2 separate regions of the Mus musculus genome follow, and region 1 is linked to region 2. Evidence: chromatin loops called from intact Hi-C (ENCODE). Cell type or tissue: heart. All regions are shown on one strand. Links, peaks and the distances in the headings refer to the core of each region. The heading gives the core; the rest is flanking DNA.

Region 1 (2,500 bases), core at 1-2,500, 100 kb after region 2:
AGCCATCTTTCCAGCCCCTAGCTGTTTCTGTTTTAAAGAGAAGCCTGTTACTAGGGCTTTGCTCTCTTGAGGACCTGCTAAACATCTTGAGAGAATTCCAGCCAGGAGGGTAGTGCTCACCTTTAATCCCAGCACTCAGGAGGCAAAGGCAGGTGGACCACTGTAAGTTCAAGACTAGACTGTTCTACATAGCAAGTTGCAGAACACTCAAACAGAGCAATATAATAGGCCCTATCTAGGAGGGGAAAAAGTTCCAAAAAGAATTTATGACAAACTGTACTACACTGTCCCATCCAGACAAGTCATCCCCTGGTCGGACACTCATGCAGCATGAATCACTTGCCCCTTTGTTACTAGGTGTCTGGATCATCAGGTAGAATGCTGTATCCAAGTGGTCCTTCCTTATGTGGTAGTGCCCACAGAGCATCATCCCTCTTCACAGAAGGGTGAGCACGGTACTGTCAGAGTGTTGGGAACCAGCAAAAGACATTTATTCTAAGTACTACCATCTTGTTTTCAGGCTCCATTTAATCATATCAAGAAACCAAGCTCCCAGGCCCTAGGGGAGCTAGGGACTTCCCAATAGCTTACTTTGAACAGCTTCTGTTGTAAGGAAATAGTTGTCTTGAGTCCAGACATCTCGAGGACAACTTCATCTTGCTGGCAGGGTCAAACTAATGTTTATGTTTCCAGGCCTAGGAACCAACCTATCCTGATACAGTGGGAACGCCCTTGTCCAACCCCTTACGACGGATTATGATTAGACAGTGCTACAGCCTGCCCACCCACCTCCCCCTTTCTCTATATTTTCATCCTTTAGGCTGTACAGTATTCCCTCAGGGTTTTACTTCAGCTTCATCTGCTCTGCGGCCCTGACCAATAGCGGCTTGATTACCTGCGTTGACCTGGTGTCTTGAGTTATGTTGGTTTTAGGTTGGATTTAAGCGGACCCCACAGCAAGAGATCATGTTTACAGACTCCTTAATCTGTTACCATGCTTTCTGCTTGCACATGGGTGTGGTGCAGAAAATGCTAGTCCAGCTGGCCCGGGTGCAGGCATAAAAAGTAGGTAAGTTGAGGCAGGAGAGTCACAAGTTCAAGGGCCAGAGTAAATGGAAGGCTGAGAGTGTGTAGCTGACAGAAATGAACGCCCTGAACTTCATCTCCAGCATCCAAACTCATTATTTAAGGATATGTGTAGGGTTTTGTAACCTGAGTTTTGGATGCTGTCAGAGGACAACTCTGACCCTGGCCAGCACCTCCCATCCTCCCCCAATTAATCATGACCTTCCTCCCTTCTCTGCTGTCACCTGCTCCAACCACAGCCAGGTCTTCTTGGAGACATTACAGGTTCTAGCCTGAGCATACTGCCCTGTCCCAGATGTCACTAAGGATGACTGCCACCTGGAGGGGCACTCCCCGGGCAGGTGTGAGACAGGTCAAAGCTTCTAAAATGTGTCTGGTTCATCCATGCGCTAAGGGTAACTTCAGGGGGCGCGCGAATAAGACGCCTCATCGCTGAGTCTTCTGCCTCAGTTTACTTGCGCAGCCTACGTGGCTGATTACATTGTGCAGTGATGACACTAAGCTGGGGACAGCTCAGCGTGTAGTCCCGCCCAAGACCTCGGTCCCGCCCACTCTCGCAAGACTACAAACAAGTTCCCGCGATAGTCTGAGAGCCCCACCCCGTCGGCTTTTCCTGGCCTGTGTTCTCAGGGTCCTTCTCAGACCCCCCCTCAGGGGCGTGTCCTCGCGCGGCTCCCGCGATCCCGGCAGGCTCCGCCTCGATCACGTGCGGCCCGCGGCGCGCCCGCCCTCGCACGGCTCCTCGCGGCCACCGTAGAAGGAGTGCGGCGGCCGCAGGGACGGAAGCCGGGAGGCGCCGCCGACCGCGCCTGCGACAGCGTCAGCTCTGCGCGGAACGCCGGCCCATGGCGGCGGCGGCGGCGATGGCAGAGCAGGAGGGCGCCCGCAACGGCGCCCGCAACCGCGGCGGCGTCCAGCGCGTGGAGGGCAAGCTGCGTGCTAGCGTCGAGAAGGGCGACTACTACGAGGCGCACCAGATGTACCGGACCCTCTTCTTCAGGTGGGCGCGGGTGGCGGCTTAGCGCCGAGGCCCCACCTCCGCTGTTGCTCATTGGCTGCGCTGCGGCGCCCCGCACCCTCATTGGTTTATGCGGCTGCCTGTCGCGGAGCAGAGCGGGGGCGGCGGGCTTGTACTACTCGGCAGGGCCTCCTCTTCTCTGCCTGGTTCCCCCTCCTCCTCTCTCGGCCTCGTCTTTCTGAGTCCCTGCCTTACTCTCAGAGCTGCCCTTCCCCCGTCCTTCCTTCCTTCCTTTTCCCAGGCCTCCTTCCCCAGCCAACTTCTTCTCAGGCCTCCCCTTCCCTGGACTCAGTTTTATCACTAGCCTCTCTCCTCTTCACTTAGGCCTCCTCCCTCTTACAGGCCTCTCTTCCCGCCACTCCTTCTCTATCACACCCTCTTCCTCGCCTGGCCTCC
Region 2 (7,630 bases), core at 2,785-5,284:
AGGTATGGCCCCTATAGACTCATGTGTGTGAATGCTTAGCCCATGGGGAGTGGCATCATTAGGAGGTGTGGCCTAGTTGGAGGAAGTATGTCACTATGGCTTTGAGGTTTCCTATGCTCAAGCTCCACCCAGTGTGGCACACCAAGCCCTTATGCTGGCTGTGGGTCAAGATGTAGAACTCTCCAGTCCTCCAGCACCTTGTCTGCCTGCGTGCAGCCATGCTTCCCGTCATGACCGACAATGGAGTAAACCTCTGAAACTGTAAGCCAGCCCCAATTAAATGCTGTCTTTTATTAGAGTAGCCATGGCCTTGGTGTCTCTTTGCAGCAATGGAAGCCCTAACTAAGACAGTTGCCTTGGTCATGGCGCTTTATCACAGCAACAGACAAGTGACTAATATACCTCTTCTCATAAAGTCACCAGGGTTCAGTCATGGGGACTCCTCCCTGGTGACCTTTCTAAGCCCCATCACTTTCCCAGGTCACAACTGCATCACCATCCCACCTCTTTGTACAACACAATGGGGATTAAACTTCTGTATACAAAACGGGAAAACACTCATTATATTCTGCCACGTGGCCAGCAGCTACTCTTTGGCCATTCTGCTGTGCTCCCCAGTTATCTGGCAATCCGTTTTCTCCTGTCTCCACTGTGCTTTGGGGAACTTCCTTTAGACGCCCTTGCAGACAGTTCTGTTAGCAACATGTTCCACTGGCTTGTCTTTGTCCCTGAGAATGCCCGATTCCCCCTTCATTCCTGAAGCAGCATTTGCTTGACAAAATTCACAGTTAACAGTTTTCTTTACAAGCGTGAAGAACCCTGTGCCCTTCTTCTGGCTCCCGTAGCCACAGAGAAGCAGCCAGATCTGGTTCAGACTGCTTCTCTCCTACCTGCAATGCGTCATTTCTCATCGAGAAGCAAGGTTTTCCTTTTCTTGAGTTGCCAAATGTTTAACTAAAGCCAGGTGTGATGGTTCATGTCCATAATCCTAGCACTTGGGAAAGTGAACAGGACTGGCTAAAACTCAAGGACAGTCCACAGTGTAAGACCTTGTTTCAAAAATATAGAGAAGGTCATGTGTCCTGGTGCCTGCCTTTAATCCCGGCACTCAGGAAGGAGAGAGGCAGCCAGCCAATGTGAGCTAGTCAGGTCCAGCTCAGTCTGGCCTATAGAGTGAGTCAATTCTCTCTCTCTCTCTCCCTCTCTCTCTGTGTGTGTGTATGTGTGTGTGTGTGTGTGTGTGCGCGCGCGCTTCATGCACACCAATGGCAGGATAGATAAGAGGGAAATAGAAAGGTTAACTATGATGTACCTTGGTATGGGTTGCTGGTAGATTTACCATATCAAGGCTTCCTCAGCCTGCTGCATCTTTCTTTGACTCGGAGGCATCTATAGCCATTACTTCTTTTAGCCCCACAACTCCGCCTTAATGTTCTGGAGTGCTGATGAAATTATCCCACTAACTTCTGAGACTCAGGAGTTTTATTTTTATTTGAGACAGGATGCATATTCAGCCCAGAACCTTCCATCCTCCTGCCTTGGCCTCCTCAGCACTGCAAGCTCAGGCATACGTCGCCAAACTTGGCTTAGGCTCACACTTTGTTCTATTTTCTTTATTCTTCAGTTCCAAGAAAGTTCTAGCACTCCGTCATCTCCAGTCTACCACTGTATCCTTCTAATGATGGACAGTGTTATTCTGGTTGTTTTCTCAGATTCTATAATTTCAACTTGGCGCTTTACAATTTCTTTTTCTTTGCTAAATTTTTTTTTAAATTTTAAATGAGTTTGTAATCACTTTTTCTTCTAATTGCTTCTGAAAGCGATTTTCATGGTTGTCGACAAGTCCTTGGCAGATGGCTCATTTTGGCATCCATTTCAGTAAGCAGCCTTTTTGCATTCACATTGCAAATGTTCTTGGAATGATAAGCGGTTTTTTCAAATGTACGCTGGACATTTGGGTTACTCTGTTTGGAGACTCCTGGTTCTTCTACGTTAGCAGGCAGCTAGCTGCTAATGCCAGTGTGTGTATGTCACATGTGCAATCTGGCCTGCCGCTGTGGCCTCTTGTTCCAATGCTGGCTTTGTCTCTGGCATCTCCACTTTGCTCTCCTGGTCTGTTTGATTTTCTGGCACTGGTGGGGCTCCTCGGTCCCTGCTGGTGTCATCTGCAGAGTTATGAAGGCATCTCTGGGGTCCATCCTACTGAGGATGTGGGTCTCTTGCTGACAGACAACTTCACAAAACTACCTATGTGGTCCCCGCTGGCACCCCATGTGCAGGCAGGGTCAGGTGAGCCTACAGGTGCTGATACTGACACTGGGGACAGACTGTGGACTGGAACACGGGTTAAAGTCTCTGCCTGGCATTGTTCTAGGTCTCTCCTGCCACTGGCCAGAGAGAGGGGATTCCCAGAAGACTTGCCCTGTATCTCTTGGCCATCGTGTTGGCCTCTCTGGGGCCCTGGCTCAGAAATCAAAGAAAAAGGAAACATAGCCCAAGTTCTGAGTTCCGGGCCAGTGTAGTTATTTTCAACTCTCAAGTCCTTTTCCTACTGGGTGTTGCTTGTGGGGTATTGAGCTGTATTTAGATGGAGGGAACAGGAAAGGCAAACTCATTACTGCTCACAGGACCTACAGGCCATCCCTGCTGGCCCATCCCAACCTTCACAGCAGCCACAGGCATCCTTAAAAGTGCAGACTTAGCTTTCAGTGTTCCACGTAAAGCATCTTCCTTGGCTCCCTGCAGAGAGACAAAGGCTATCCTGGCTGTCCTGCACATCCCCTTGTTCCCTACAAGACACTTCTCCTTCCCCTAAGAGGTCCCCTGGCCACAGACAAGCACCGTCAGCTTCAGCTGCCACGGCCGGCCACAACCCTCACATACTGGGATGCTGGGCTAAGATGAAGTTGGAAGGGCTGCTTCCCTGGGCTTGCCGTCTGCCCACCTAACATTCACAAAGCCTTTTCACGGCTTGCACATCTATGCCAAATTCCCCTTATGAGGATAGCAGCTAGCCCCAATATCTCAATCTTGACATCTGCAAAGATCCTACCTCCAGACACTCACACTCTGATGGACTAGGCTTAAGACTTTGACATACGAGTCCATGACACCTCTAACACCAAGCCTTTGCTTGGCCAGTCACCTCTCTTCACAACTCTTTTGCCACCCTAAGCAATTTTACATGGTTCCCCTAAAGCTTCCACGCCACATTCAAAACACCTAAGGGTTCACACCAATTTCCCACAAAACTAATGTCAACAACAAAAAAAGGCCAAATTTGTTACAAAACCCAACCCCTAACATTATAAGCCTGTTCTCAGATGTGACTCGTTTGGATGCCCAAGTCATGCAGCACTGAGTCAGGCCTAGGAAGTGCCCAGTGGGGGGTCCTGACCACTGACAATACCATCTCTGACCCCCTAAAAAAACACTTCCAGCCATCGAGCATACCTCATGTCTAAACTGAGGTCAGACCGTGTGGCAGATTCACACTTGACTTCTTCATGACCTCTGAGGAACCCAGTAAGGATCAGCCATATCTACACCATTAGAAAGAACCTCAGCTTAAGCTGCCCCTGAGGAAAGGAACCTGAAGGTGCAGGCTTGCAGAAGCTTGGCCACTCAGGCCAAGTTCCAGACTCAGGCACAGGACAGCCCCACTCTTGGCCTCGCCCCTAGCCATTTGCCACGCCCTAAGGCCTGCGTCCCACCTGTCAGCCCTTGTCTCAGGCACCTCAATCCTCACGCTTCACCTTACTCAGACCCCCACCCCTCCCTCGAGCTTTATGTCCCTTCCCCAAACCTGCACCCCACCTATTATTGAAACTTGTCAGCCAGCTGCGCGGCCCATGCCCCGCCCACCTACCCCCCCATCCAACCCACTACTCCTTGCCCCGCCTCCTTCCCGTAGACCCTTATTCTTCGCCCCGCCCACAAAACCAGGGCTCCGCCTGCCACCTCCTGCAATGCTCCCGAAGTCCACACCCCGCCTATTTGGTTCTTTCCCCTCCCATTATCCCTTATTCCCCTCTCTTTACACTAAGCCCCTACCCAAGAGGCCCGTGTCCCGCCTACCAACCCCCTCGTACCGCCCACTACCTCTTTCGCCCAAGGCCCTTGCCGAGCTTGCTGTCTTCTGCCTCGCCCTCAAGGTTCGCGCCCCACCCCAGACTCCCGGACCTAGCCAATTACACTTGCTTCTCTTAGCCTCTCTCGTCCTCCTGCCCGTCACTCCGCCCTCTAAGCCCTTTGCCCGCCCACTTCCCTGGCCCCGCCTCTCCCTTACTCCCTGCCCCTCCCCCAGCATCACTCCTAAGGGGCGCACACTCAGCCTCGAGCAACCCAGGCAGCCGGAAGTCTTGCCGTAAAGCGTGCTCGGACCATCGTACTAGCGCCGGTTCCCTTGGAGACAGGCAACGCGCTCAAGATGGCGGCGCCGGCGGAGGCGGAGGTGGCCGCGGCCCCGGGCTTAACCGAGGCGGCTGAAGCCGCGGAACTGACCCGCGCGCTAAGCCGCCTGCTACCGGGGCTGGAGACGGAAAGTAAGCTGGGGCGGCGGCGCGCTCTGGAGGCTCTGGAGCAGGTACTGGAAGAGGCGGTGCGGCCCGGCGCGGATTCCGCGGCCTTCCAGGGCCCCTGGGCCCGTCTGCTGCTGCCGCGCCTGCTGCGGCTTCTAAGCGATCCGGCCGAGGGCTGCCGCGCGCTGGCCGCTCACCTGCTCGACCTTGGCCTGCGCCGCGCCGCGCGGCCCCGCGACGCTCTGCCGCGTCTGCTGCCGGCGCTCAGCGCACGCCTGGCCCGACCTGAACTCGCGCGGCCGCCGCCGGAGCCCTGCGAGGAGCTGCGTCTCGCCCTCGTGCAGCTGCTCCACCTCGCCGTAGACCTGGGCGGCGCCGCGCTCGCGCCCCACCTGGACGACGCCGTGCGCGCCTTGCGGGCCGCGCTGCTCGACCCCTTCGCTGCGGTGCGCCGGGAGGGCTGCGAGTGCGCAGCCGCTCTGGCCCGTGCCACTCCGGGTGAGCGTCCTATCCGCTTCCCTGGTTACCTAGATGTCCAGAAACTGAACTAAAGTGGGCTGGTTCCTTCGTAAGGTCATTTCCGATGGGAGGGGGCACGAGACAAGAGATCTCACCATGTAGCCCTGGCTGGTGTCAAACATAACGCTGCTTCTACTTCAGCCTAAAGTGCTAGACTCTCAGACCTGTGTCACACCCATTTCATGATCATTTTTATGCTGGGTTATGGGACTCATGTGGGAAAGGACAACTCAACTCAGTTTCTTTACTCCAGTGTCTTCTCTGTCTCTGACACGGGTCACTAACTTCCTGGATGAAGGGAGGCTGCTTCTCGTTTATTTCTACCCTCTATCTACAGCCCTGCTTGATCAGGGCTTTTTCCCTTTTTTCCTTCTAGACTAGAGTTTGGAAAAGTTAAGAGGCCCTACCTAGTGTTTAAAGTCTTCCCGGGGGTAGGGGGGAGCCAACTTTGTGAAATAGGTGTATATATCCCTCCGGATGCCTGGAGCATAAGCAGCTCCCAGCACCATTGGAGAGAAAAAGTGGGAGCTGAGGCTAGCAGAGGCCAGAGGAAGGTTTGATGGTAGCCACAGAACAGGGCCCCATGCAGCTGTATCGCATAACCAGCAGCCTCCCTAATCCCACAGAGCACTTCCACATGCAATCGGAGTCCTTGATAGGCCCCCTGATGCAGACCATCTCCCACCAGCACTGGAAGGTCCGGGTAGCCGTTATCGAAGCCACGGGCACTGTGATCCAGTTTGGCAGTGGGAACTCGGTGGATGATGTCCTTTCCCACTTTGCTCAAAGACTCTTCGATGACGTCCCTCAGGTACTGGGAGTTTTCTGCTTGACAGTCCTGAAACCATGTGCTTCTGTTAATAGAAGTGTCCTCATGTGCTCATCCACTGAGAGAATTTCAGTGCAGGGCCTAGTGCTTAGGGCCTTGCCGGGAAGGACAGAACGGAAGTGGAAGTCCGGTGCTGGGGTGGTCTCCATGCTGGTGGGGGGCAGACAGGAGCCCTCCAGATGTAGACAGAGCACTCACTGGCTTTCAGAGCACAGGCCTGTCTCAGACCTTAGACTGTTGTGGCTTATGGTAATGTCCCCTAAAGAGAAAGGACTGGTGGTAGGCAGGCTCTGTCTCCAAGGGAGGAAACAAGTGAAGGGGGAGCACATGACCCTGGCTAGGTGGGAGGAGGAGAAGCGGGCAGCATGCTCCAGAAAAACCGAAAGCTGTCTCCATCACAGTCAGACCCTCCACACAGTAACAAGTTGTGTCCCCTCCCTTTGATGACCGTGTTGGCCTGAGTGTATCAGGACCCTCCTGCTTCCGCACTTGCGTCACTTGTGCAGGTGCCCAGCCTGCATGTCCTGCCCCATCCTGCTATAGGCTCGCAGCCCATCTTTCTATCTTGTTTGTATACCTCTCTATCACATCACATCATCATTCACATGTGCGTGGTTCACCCACTCACCTCAAACTCGTGAATTGAGTTAATCGTCTCCAGGTTGGGGTTGTAGCTCAGACGTAGGGCACTCGCTCAGCATGTACGAGGTGCTAGAGTCCGTCCTCTGCACCACACACAGCCTTGTGAATTACAGCCACAATGTTGGTACATTTGTTGCCTGTACCCAGTTATCATCGTCCCAGCCAGTAAGCAGTTCCCCATGCATATCTCTGTTTGCTTGCTATAGAATTGTCATAGAGTCCTGTCAAATGTCATACAAGGTGCATCTATCATCACTACAACCCATAAAACACCCAGGTATCATGGTGACAAAGAAGGCTGCAAACACGGTATATTGCCAGGGGACAGTGAATCCACAGAGGACAGAGCTAGTGGGTGTTAGGAAGTTCTGCATCAGCAGTGATTCTCTCATTTGTCGGGGGTGGGGGCTGCTGTGCCCACCCCTGTTTCAGGACTAACATCCCCACAGCAGGACTCTGAGCCACCCTTCCCAGGGACTCATGAGTGACGCTTCTCTATTCTCTTGCGGCAGGTCCGGCAGGCAGTGACCTCGGTGGTCGGGGGATGGCTGCTGAATCTCCGGGACCGCTACTCCTTCCTACACAAGCTCACCCCACTGCTGCTCAGCAGCTTCAGTGATGAAATGCCTGAGATCCGGTAAGTGTCCCGCTGGGCAGGTGGCTGGCGTGGTGTCCCCTGCCTGATTTGGAACAAGAGCTTTGCTCCAGAGTTGCCCAAAAAATCTGCCCATCCCCTTATTCCATGTGTTATGTGGTCCTGTGTCATATGACCTGTTTCCCATCATTAAGACCCTGTTGGACCTTTTTAGTATTTCAGTTGGGCCAATAGGTGGACATCAGGCCCCTGCTGGTGTTGTCACCATGTAGTCAGAGCTGGTCTGAAGGCCACTCCTGCCAAGTGTTGTGTGTTACCTCCCCCTTCTCCCCAGCCCAGCGGGTGTTTCCCTGAGGCTTCTGTGGTCAGGACCTTCATGGATGGGGTCTCCCGGCACCCAGACCTCACCGCCACTCCTGTGTTGCTGTGTTGCAGGCAGACAGCCACCAGCCTATGGGAGAAGGTCGGGCTGCAGTGGCAGCAGGAGAACGAGGCAGATCTAAAGGACAAGCTGGACTTCGCTTC

Evidence for each region. Hi-C counts contacts between places; a loop is a spot of excess contacts. Peaks named below come from ENCODE experiments on the same cell type or tissue, not always from the same donor. Only the 100,000 strongest peaks of a DNase experiment are listed, where the experiment ranks them.
Region 1: a loop joins it to region 2, with 2.0 times the contacts of the local background. A loop is called at or near these places in 4 of 42 quality-filtered maps.

The regions. Positions count from the first base shown.
Region 1 is chr5:139,250,534-139,253,033 of GRCm38, forward strand. It overlaps Get4 (golgi to ER traffic protein 4), which reads left to right and starts at 1,791. Exons shown (of 9, transcript NM_026269.2): 1 at 1,791-2,086. The coding sequence starts at 1,932. In heart, for the core only: a CTCF peak has its summit at 1,425 (motif pointing left); DNase peaks (open chromatin) are centred at 958, 1,758 and 2,148; H3K4me3 peaks cover 1,510 bases; H3K27ac peaks cover 1,648 bases.
Region 2 is chr5:139,145,818-139,153,447 of GRCm38, forward strand. Dnaaf5 (dynein, axonemal assembly factor 5) reads left to right here and starts at 4,418. Exons shown (of 13, transcript NM_001081265.2): 1 at 4,418-5,018; 2 at 5,666-5,850; 3 at 7,023-7,147; 4 at 7,541-7,630. The coding sequence starts at 4,430. It also overlaps a transcript of Prkar1b not described here. In heart, for the core only: no CTCF peak of the experiment used is centred there; a DNase peak (open chromatin) is centred at 4,264; H3K4me3 peaks cover 1,990 bases; H3K27ac peaks cover 1,869 bases.